Regions from separate parts of the Homo sapiens genome. Here region 2 is linked to region 1. A link is a loop called in an ENCODE intact Hi-C map of the cell type or tissue named here. Cell type or tissue: gastrocnemius medialis. All regions are shown on one strand. Links, peaks and the distances in the headings refer to the core of each region. The heading gives the core; the rest is flanking DNA.

Region 1 (5,366 bases), core at 270-5,269:
CGGTTTCTGTGCCTGTGTTCAATTAGGCACTCGCTGACTTTTACAGTCCTCCGTGCCTCTCATTGGAATTTGTCAAAATTGAGCCCACCAAAGGTTCTTATGTTCTGCCAGGAAGTGGCAGACACCCACACCCCAGGCCAACGCCTCCCTCCCCAACTGGCCTGCTTGGTGGGGAGCCTGCCTCCTGCCTCCCTTTGGGTTCCCGCCCTTCCTCAGGTGTGTTAAGGAATTATAGCTTAGTGCCCTTGCCCACCTGCCTCTCAAAGGTCAGCACCTTTCTAGGAAACAGCAGGAGAATGAAGACATGTCCTTCTACCAGAAAGGCCTTTCTTGTGTCCTCCAGTATCAGCTGAGGCCTTCTCGTGGCCTCCCCCTTGCCTGTGTCAATTGTCCCTTTTCCCATCCCCCAGACTCTCTGCCTCCGCCAAAATTTAATTAAATGCATTGAGAATCTGGAGGAGCTACAGAGTCTTCGAGAGCTGGATCTTTACGACAACCAGATCAAGAAGATTGAGAATCTGGAGGCGCTAACAGAGCTGGAGTGAGTCATGAGACCCACAGGAGAACAGCATGGTGGGAAGGCCACTGGGTGGGGGGTGTCCAGTCTCCAGAGCCAACCTCCTGCTGGCTCTTAGCCCTTGAGAGGCTGCCTCTGCCACAGGGTCCTGCCCTGCATCTGAATCCCAAGTCTCTGCCTCCTGTTTTCAGGGCTCCAGGAGGCCTCATCGGCTTCATGCATGTCTTTGGCTTCCTGAACAATCCTGACTTCCAAAGTAAATCTTTGATGGGAAGGCTGCAGTGGGGACTTCTGGAAAGCCTCCATTCAGGGATGATACTGAGATCGGTAGAGAGGAAAGTTAATCCAGAATTGCCTCTTGCCTTTTGAATACTCTTTTTTTTAATTACAAAAAAAAGTGACATTTCTAATTTAAGGAGTCAGGTCCTAGGCCAGGTGCAGTGGTGCATACCTGTAATCTCAGTGCTTTGGGAGGCCAAATTGGGAGGATCACTTGAGCCTAGAAGTTCGAGATAGCCTGGGCAACATAACAAGACCCTGTCTACAAAAATTAAAATTAAAATTAAAAAAGAAGGAGCCAGGTCCTAGTTATAACTTTACCTGGATTTCTGCCCTTTGTCGCTCATTCATTTTTGCTTGTTTTGTTTCTGTTTCTAATTCAATACTTCTCAGGCCCCTTCTGTGTGCAGAGCCTGGTGTGAGGTCCTGTCATGGGCACAAGTGTGAACAAAACATAGTTTCTGCCTCAAATACCATACTGGGAGCCAGGGCATCAGGAGCCTGTAGGCTGCCTCTGGCTTGCTCCGGGCTCCTGGGCAGCCTCCAAATCCCTCATGACAGCATCAGTGTGAGCCAGGCGGCAGCAGGGGCACAGTCAGAACCCCCCACCCTCTCCCACCCGGTAGTGACTGCCGTCCCCTGATGGGGACGCCACCTTTAGTGGTTAAATTGTGAGTTCTATGCAACCTATGCTCGTGAAATTTTTTTAAAAAACTGTTTTGGTTGTTCTCAGGATTCTAGATATTTCTTTTAATCTGCTGAGAAACATCGAAGGGGTTGACAAGTTGACACGACTGAAAAAACTCTTCTTGGTCAACAATAAAATCAGTAAAATTGAGAACTTAAGCAACTTACATCAACTACAGATGCTAGAGCTGGGATCTAACCGCATCCGGGTAGGTGCAGACAGCCCTGACTAGTATATTCAGGGAGAGGCAGCTAGCGGGCTGTGTGTGGACTCAGTGGGTGTATGTAGAATGCATGGTGAGTCTGCATTTCTTACAATGCTGTGATTTTTTTCATGAACAAGGAAATTACTATTTTTTTAAGAAAAAATGCTAACTGAAAGTCAGTATCAGTAAGTCCTGAGTGGTCTAGCCTTTCTTCCGCACGTAGATTTCAGTTGCTCTTCATCCAGATCATGACCCTGAATCACACTGTTCCCAGTTACATTCTGCCTGAGATGAACCAACCAACCTGAATGCCTTGCTCTTGAACTTCCTCATGGTCATCTTCTCTGGCATGCTTCTTCGAGATGAAAGTTTCCCAAGCCCAGCAAAGTGGTCACTTGGAGTGAACTGATGTACATACCGGGGCTTTAGAAAGCCTCTTGATCATGGTCATCTTCTCTGGCATACTTCTTCGAGATGAAAGTTTCCCAAGCCCAGCAAAGTGGTCACTTGGAGTGAATTGATGTACATACCGGGGCTTTAGAAAGCCTCTTGATCATGGTCATCTTCTCTGGCATGCTTCTTCGAGATGAAAGTTTCCCAAGCCCAGCAAAGTGGTCACTTGGAGTGAATTGATGTACATACCGGGGCTTTAGAAAGCCTCTTGATCATGGTCATCTTCTCTGGCATACTTCTTCGAGATGAAAGTTTCCCAAGCCCAGCAAAGTGGTCACTTGGAGTGAACTGATGTACATACCGGGGCTTTAGAAAGCCTCTTGATCATGGTCATCTTCTCTGGCATGCTTCTTCGAGATGAAAGTTTCCCAAGCCCAGCAAAGTGGTCACTTGGAGTGAACTGATGTACATACCGGGGCTTTAGAAAGCCTCTTGATCATGGTCATCTTCTCTGGCATGCTTCTTCGAGATGAAAGTTTCCCAAGCCCAGCAAAGTGGTCACTTGGAGTGAACTGATGTACATACCGGGGGCTTTAGAAAACCTCTTGATGCTGACACACTCCCAAAGGCAGTGCTGAGTTGGGCCTTCCTCCCTGGACAGCTTTATACTCCTGGACACCGTCCCCAGCAGGATTAGATCTGTTCTCCAGGATCCATTTGACCTTGAAAACGTGGGACAGAATGGAAATAAAAGAATTTTGAAAAGTGATCTGGTGTTCCACAGAAGCAGGATCAAGTCTTCACCAGCTGACTCATAACCACCGTCATGTGCTGGAGGGGAACTTGGGAGGGCGTCCCAGGAGGACTGACATTGGAGGTGGATCTGCCAGGCAGGGAGGAGGGAGGGTTCCCGTGGGCAGGAAGGAGGACTTCTCTCAGCCAGAAGAACACTTGAGCCCCGTGCCTGGCTCCTAATCAGGGTCATGGCACGGAGCCTTTGCTCCCCCGGCCTGGCTTAGTGGCTTTGGCAGCTGTGTCTAAGCACATCCGCCCCTGCCCATGTTCAGAATGCCCCTCTACTTGGCTTCTGGAAGTATTACAGCATTCTCTGTCTGTCCTGGGCCCTTGAGAGCTTGGACAGGATACAAACCAAGGGAGGGTGGTTTTGGCAACAGTCTCTTGACAGTTATTGTTAGAGATGTCATGGCCACAAATAGCAAAGCAGCACATTTAAAACTAGAGAGCAGCCCAGATGTCCGCATTTTACCAAGTGTCTCACTATGGAACTTTCTAGGGCAACAGTGGCTCATCACAAATTAATGCAGGCTACAGCATGTGAGGATGCCCCTGCCCCCGCCAAGTCCTGCAGTGGTGTGTGGATTAGCACACCATCTCCCCTCCTAGAGTCCCCACCTGGTTAGCATGCACCTTATCTGGTTATTTTGTGTCTGCTGAAATATTTAAAGAATGACTTGTTCTGAGAGAGAGTGAACTGACAGAGGAGGGAAACTGAAGTCAAATCAATAAACAGTCATTAAACATCCTGCTGTAGGCAAGTCACCATGGGGAGACCAGACAGGGCAGCGTGGTCACTGCCTCTGGAGGTTTATGGTTGAATAGAGGAGCACACGATCACAGCAAGAGTGATGTAGGAGGGTGTGGAAACTGGGCAAGAGGGGCAGAGTGCTGTGGTGTGAGGGCCCCCCAGGAATCCTAAGTGAGGGTCCCAGGATTTCAAAGACTTGAGGTCAGAGTGCCCCGTACCTCTCTTCTGTAGAGACTGAGGCTCTTGGGAGGACTTTTTTTTTTTTTTTTTGAGACGGAGTCTCGTGCTGTTGCCCAGGCTAGAGTGCAGTGGCACAATCTCGGCTCACTGCAAGCTCTGCCTCCTGGGTTCACGCCATTCTCCTGCCTCAGCCTCCGGAGTAGCTGGAACTACAGGCACCCGCCGCCACGCCCAGCTAATTTTTTTGTATTTTTAATAAAGACAGGGTTTCACCGTGTTAGCCAGGATGGTCTCTATCTGACCTTGTGATCCACCTGCCTCAGCTTCTCAAAGTGCTGGGATTTCCACGCCCGACAGGGGGACATTTTAATGTGTCAGCTCACAAATTTAGAACTGGAAGGGACTTGGGAATCTACTGGTCCTTGGGTTCTGAGACTGTTCCTCAGCACCCCAGGAAATCTGAGGGTTGGGAATGAGCTCAAGACAGTCTTGGACTCGCCACTATTGTATTCTACCTTCAAGTAGGATTTCCACTGGAAGTCTTAGCAGATACGTCACTAGCCCCACATCGCAGAGCTGAAGCCCACATAGCTCTGCCCCGGTCCAGGCACCTGCTGGCTGCCTGGGGCAGCCTGTCAACTGCAGTACTCATTGCTGTTCTGTCCTTTCCACAGGCAATCGAAAATATCGACACCTTAACCAACCTGGAGAGTTTGTTTTTGGGGAAAAACAAAATTACTAAACTTCAGAACCTGGATGCGCTCACCAACCTGACAGTCCTCAGTATGCAGGTACGGAGCTTCCTGAGCCGCCCTTCCCTGCGAGCCCTGGCAGGGCCAGCGCTGCTGGACACAATCTTAGTTTTTATCCTTCACTGCCTTCACAATTGGCACTTCGTTGCACTATTAGTAAGCAATTGAAACATTAGATGCCATAGACTTTATACACACATGTGCCAAGCAAAAACTTGATTCTCTTTTTTATTTTTTATTTATTTTTTTCACTTTTTTAGAAACAGGGTCTTTATCTGTCACTCAGGCTGCAGTGCAGTGGTGCTGTCATAGCTCACTGCAGCCTCCAACTCCTGGGCTCAAGCCAGCTTCCCACCTCAGCCTACCAAGTCGGTAGGACTACAGGCATGCACCACGACCTTCAGCTAATATTTTGTCAAGGGGGTGAGGAATGGAAGAGATGAGGTCTCACTATGTTGCCTAGGCTGGTCTTGAACTCTTGACCTCAAGTGATCTTCCTGCCTTGGCCACCCAAAATGCTGGGTTTACAAGCATGAGTCACCACTCGTGGCCTTTCTTTTTTTTTTAAGAGACAAGGTCTCACTCTGTCATCCAGGCAGGAGTGCAGTGACAAGTGCATTCATAGCTCACTATAGCCTCACACTCCTAGGCTCAAGCAATCTTCCCTCCTCAGCCTCCCAAGTAGCTGGGACTGCAGGTACACAGCACCATGCCTGGCTAATTTTTGTATTTTATGTAGAGAAGGGGTTTCCCTATGTTGCCCAGGGTGGTCTTGAACTCCTGGACTCAAGCAAACCTCCTGCCTT
Region 2 (5,366 bases), core at 64-5,063, 110 kb after region 1:
TTTGCAGTTACTTTGTTCTTCTTGCTGTTAGCCTGTAAAAGTCCTTCAGTCCTTTCTAATCCACTGGGGATCTAGAAACCAGGTCATGAAATCGCAGGATTGAAAGGAACCTTCAAAGGCTGTCTGGGGAGGACCAAGAACTCTGTGAAGTAGGAGGGTGAGTCACCTTGCCTTAGGGGACTCTGGAGATGGGAGGCTGGCGACCACATGTGCTCCTCAACCATGAAAAGGTGGAACTGCTGACAGGAGTGAGGCATGTGTCTAAAATGGGAAAAGCAATGACAGTAACAGGAACACCCCACTCAACTGGAGAAGACTACTCGTACCGTGACAATAATCTTGCCCTTACGACACATGGGTCCGGAGCTGAGAAGGCGGTTCATGGCAATGGGGGAGCATCCAGTAGACTGGATTAAAGGGTCTCGCCTTTCCAGCAGAGGATGTGGACTGGTGGTATTTCTGGATTCTAATCTTGGTCATGAGTTTTTTAAAAACTCTAAATACAGGGCTTGAGTCACACAGGGAACCTGCCACAAACCAGAGACACTATGGGGCCCCAGATGCACCAGACACACAGATGTACCCCAAGACTGAAGGGGAAAGCTGGGACAAACTGATCAAGAGTATTCCATTTAAAAGCATCACCAAAATTCTAGTTTGCAAGTTTTAAAGATTAAAGTAAGAAAATTTCTCCAAAGTGTCAGATTAGCACATTCACAACTCGGCAAGAGCTCCTTGAGATTCCAAGTGTCTGTCCAGTCTGGGAGCAAAACAGGGCAGGGCACTCCAGGCTAAGGTGCCCCAACAGGTGTCCAGTGACACTTGCCTCTGGTCTCCCGCATCCACCCTCCGCCCTCCCACGCTTGCTTGCTGACTCTCACCTGGCATGGTCTCTCACTCAAGGTTGTCCCGGGCTCCAATGTCACTTCTTAAACCCAGACACCCACCCCCTTATCAAGCTAGGTTCTGGGCAAGTCTCTAGTGCCCAGTGACAGCCACACTAGAAGTCTGCAAAATGCAGTTCCGTCCATGTCAGCCCGCACCGACTCTCCAGCACGGAGCTGTGATGAGCCAATCCCCACTGTGCACCCAGTGTCAGTCTCTTCTGAGACCACTCACACACCCTTCAGAAGCCAAGTCCAGCCGGACCCTATACTGAAAGGAGTCTCAACATAAGGGAACCTACTCCTGTGTCTGAGGGAGACCCTGGAGCAGAGCCTCTCATGTTCCTCAGGCGTGCACAGACCCTCAGGCAGCCAGGTAAGGCAGAAGGCAGACCTCCAGAAAACTCCAGACTGGTTTGACAGGCTATACTGGGTCCCTAGCCTCCAGATTCCAAGTGGCAGTTTGTCAGAGCGTGTAACGAATGGTTCACAACTAGAGACACATTTAACATCTAGGGTTCTGGTATCATCAAACAACATTTTGTTTTTCTTCTAAACAACTCAAAAACCTGTTTTCGAAGACTGCGTTTTAAGCAAGCATTTGATGACCCACATGTAAATGCAGACCCTGTCCCCACCTGAAATTCTGGGTGAGATTTTCTTAAAAGTCAGTCTCATTCTCCTTCTGTGCTCCCAATCCAGTGAGGCACAGCCCAGGGGTCCACCTGCCTCTGGTTCAACAAAGCAGCACCTAAGAAGCTGACCCTACAGCCCCATGTCCACCCCGCACTGCTACGCCCTGCTCCTGGCTCTGCCTTCACAGACAACACCCACGAGGGTTTAATCCTGTTCCATGTGGATCTTTCAGCAACCCCAGGACAGCGCCAGGCAACTCCACTTGCTATCTGAAGTTCCCAGGATACCTTGGGCAGGCCTAGATACCCAAGAACAGAGGCTAACATCGGGTATCTCAGATTCTCACTGGATCTAACAGTACTGTCCAAATCAGGATTGAAAGGAACCTCAGATATTAATCTAATCCCATTTCTTAATACCACCAGGGACAGGAAATTCATGGCCTTCTCAGGGCCCGGGTCCACCCCTGCATGGCTGTAAACGCTCCACCTCAAGTTATGACAAAATCTACAACTTCTTTCCCCTTTCTGGCCATGGAGAACAAGTCCGCTCTCCTCCAAGGCTCCTTCTGGTAGGTGAGCCCTATCTCCTGTCTCCTTCAGTCCCTCCCATATGGCCCCAGTCCCTTCGTGATTCTGGCTCTCCCAACTACTTTTCCCATAGGAAGCTCGGATCAATCAGTGTCCAGGTCCACCTAATGTAAACCTCAAACTATACTGAACCTGGACTTTTAATTTTGTTTCCCAGAGTGCAAACATCCAAAGCAAAAAAGGTCACATCTCAGAATTTAACTTTCAGCAAACAGAACTAGAACTAAAGGAAGGAGGGCAGGAACCAAGACCCCTTTCCGCCCTAATACGTGTAGAGCAAAACGTGGAGTCCTGACAGAGCTGTGTGTTGCGTGGGAAACCTGGTGCTTACAAGTTTAGCACAAGTCTAACAGGTTTCTGACAGCAACAAAAAAGGCTTCACATGAGGGGTTCTACTTTTTTGCTTTTAAACGAGGAAGTAATTAAGTTGATTCCCTTGTGATAAGTTTTGCCAACTACATATTCAAGGGGCAACAGTCTTCGAAGAGAATTATCAGTAATACTCCAGGAAGAATTTCATTTCAGCCTCAGTTAATGAGACCCGCAAGTGCTTTAAAGCACCAGACAGGACCGGGTATGGAGGGCACCAAAAAAGCCTCCGGCTGAAACCCAGACTTCTCCTCTTCCAAAACTAAAATTACTCAAGACCACAAACCAAAGTTCAGAATGGGAAAATAAAATCCTGATCCACTCAGAGATCACAAGATCGAAATCTAGGAGAGACCACAGGCGACTGGCGAGCAGAAGGCAGGCTCCGCTCCGCACTTCTCACCAAGTTCTGGAAGTCGGCACCCATCCTGCATGGAGGAACTTTCGCAGATGCCACCTCAGCACGGCCCTCCCACAGGCCACGAGGGCCCGCGGGCGGGGACAGGCTTAAAGGGACAGCAACCCCTCGGCCTCCCCGCCTTTCATCCAAATTCGGTACTTTTCCGTAATGTATTTTTCATCCACGACCCTGGGGCACGTCCAAGTTGCACTCCAGGCCCAAGAAGAGCAGCTTTCCCCACCCCCGAACACGTAGACTGACGCGGGCCCCGCGCGGCAGGTGGAGGTGCTGCGGGGGCCCCGCCGCCCGGTCTGCGCCCAGACCCCCGCCCCGCCGCCACCTGGGGGGAAGGACCCCGCTGGCCTCCCAGGGACCCCCACCCTGGCCGCACACGGCGCCCCCGCCGGAGCGGGGGAGGGGAGGGCCGGCCCCGCCAACGTCAGCGACCTGGGCTCAGGTCGGCCGCCCCTCCGCGCCGTGCGGCCACGGCACCAGGGGTGCCCCACCGAAGCCCCGGGAGGAGGCGGGGGAGCCCAGCTTGCAGCCAAGAGCGGCCCAGCGGCGCCACCGGACTTGAGAAAGTTTGTGCGCGCCCCTCCGCGCCACGGCCACGCGCAGAAGAGACTCGGAGCCGGCCCCAGGTCTGGCCCGGAACCGCCACGCGCGGTAAGCAGGACACCCGCGGGCGGGGGCCGCAGCCTGGGGCCCGGGTGGGGGCCGCGGCACCCGGGCCCCTCCCCCTCCGCGGCCTCCACGTCAGCAGCCACCCCCCACCCCCCCGCCCGGCAGCCCGCCCGCCCCGTCCGCCCGCCCGCCCAGGCCTCCCAGCCCCGTGTTGCGCGCTCACTCGTGGGCCCCCGCCCGCTGGTCCTGCCGCTGGCTTACTCGCCCCCCGCGCGGGAGAAGCCGGGACGCTCCGAGGCGCGGCGCCCGGGCCCCGGCTGCTATATAGGGCGGCGGCCCAATCCCGCCTGGACACGTCAGCGCCCGCCCGCCCCGCCGCTGGGGTCCCCGCCGCCCCGGGCCGCCCAGCACCCGGGAGGCCCACCCAACTGCAGGCGTGGTTCTGCATCCTTTTTTCGGGTGGGGAAGGCGGTGCCGAGGAGTTGGGAAATTAATCACCTCCAGAAAGCAGAGGGAGCGCGCCCCGCAAGAACCCGAGTGGAAACAACCGAAGACCAGAAAGGGAGCAGGAAGGACGGCTGCTCTGGAAGCAGATGTCACCAGTACCGCCCACCTCCCCAAAATCAGAAGAAAAACCTCAAAGGATGCCCACCACATCGTAAACGGATGGCCACACTGGCACGAGGTCCTACAGCGCAGTGAGGCTCCCAGGCGGCTCCAGGGCTTTCATTCCCTCATTCCTGCGTGCCTATTCCTTATGTCCCTCACTTTTATAAACTATCCCCACCCGATTCCTTGGCAATCAACTTAATCTCCCCCCCAAAATGTAAAATCCCCTTCCTTTAAAGCGTGTATTACTTATGGCTCCATCTCTACATAGATGTATACACGCAAAAGAACCGGTGTGTGGCCTCTGAGCCCACGGTGGATACGCAGGACTGGGCGGAACGGAATCCCTACTCTCGGGGTCTCCACCCTCCGGGAAGGACTTGTCACTTCTGCATCCATTGTGTTTACTAAGTGATAACTGCCACTGTTTCTTTTAAGGGTATAAAGGGAGTCGAGCAATCTGTAGAGATGTCAGTCTGAACCTCTGGCAAAGTCGCAGGTCAACAGAATCCTGCATAGGGCACAGGATCAACTACAGGTATCTGGGGACAAGACCGTCCCACACAGGGGAAGAGGTAGGGGCACACCCAGCCTTACCCAGGGAATGGGGTCAGGTCCGCACAGCCTGCAGCCAGGCCACGGGTGCTGTTGAGGATGGTGGGAGCTGGGTGGGGGCTGCAAGCAGCAGAAGGCAGGATCAGACGTGTTTTTTTTTTTTTCGTGGAACACTGACACTAAGTGGCAGGGGAGGGGAGGGCAGGGGAGGCCTACTATAGTTCAGTCTAAAGATGACAATGGCTTGCATTATGGTGGGCATAATGGAGGAAATAAATGGCCAGATTTGGTATATATTCAGAAAGAAGCACCAAGAAGTTCCTTATTGACCAGAAGAGGGGTGTAAAAGAAGTTAAGAAAGACACAGGTTCTTGGCCTGAGTGACTGGGAAGAGCTGCCCTCACTGAGGTGGGTAAAATTCAAGGAAGACTGGATGGATAAGGGGGTGTGATGCCCTGACTGGGCAGGTGGGGAAGTGGAGCAGGCAACTGTATGTGCAAGGTCAGGGGAAAAGCCTAGGAGCCAGCAGAAATACCATGCACTTCATGACACCACCTAGGGAGGGGAGCAGAATCACAGAAGGCAGAGAACACCTGCGGCTTGACGCAGAGAAGGAGCCAAGGATATCATCAGCAAAGCCGTGCTCTAAGTCAGCAGCACGGAACTGGGCAGGTGGGCCTCCCTAGATGTGGAAATAGG

What was found. A loop is a pair of places that touch in the nucleus more often than their neighbours do. Peaks named below come from ENCODE experiments on the same cell type or tissue, not always from the same donor. Only the 100,000 strongest peaks of a DNase experiment are listed, where the experiment ranks them.
Region 2: a loop joins it to region 1, with 2.5 times the contacts of the local background. A loop is called at or near these places in 4 of 110 quality-filtered maps.

What each region holds. Positions count from the first base shown.
Region 1 is chr2:241,158,803-241,164,168 of GRCh38, forward strand. It overlaps PPP1R7 (protein phosphatase 1 regulatory subunit 7), which reads left to right. Exons shown (of 10, transcript NM_002712.3): 5 at 411-541; 6 at 1,530-1,692; 7 at 4,483-4,599. Among named protein-coding and RNA genes, the nearest start is that of PPP1R7, 11 kb to the left of the region's middle. RefSeq lists an enhancer at 1-9. In gastrocnemius medialis, for the core only: no CTCF peak of the experiment used is centred there; DNase peaks (open chromatin) are centred at 2,989 and 3,955; H3K27ac peaks cover 2,722 bases.
Region 2 is chr2:241,269,035-241,274,400 of GRCh38, forward strand. All of the region lies in intron 1 of HDLBP (high density lipoprotein binding protein), which reads right to left. HDLBP-AS1 (HDLBP antisense RNA 1) reads left to right here and starts at 3,130. Exons shown (of 2, transcript NR_168372.1): 1 at 3,130-4,650; 2 at 4,969-5,366. RefSeq lists an enhancer at 2,944-3,023 and silencers at 3,164-3,473, 3,744-4,023. In gastrocnemius medialis, for the core only: no CTCF peak of the experiment used is centred there; DNase peaks (open chromatin) are centred at 2,947 and 3,887; H3K4me3 peaks cover 2,869 bases; H3K27ac peaks cover 2,945 bases.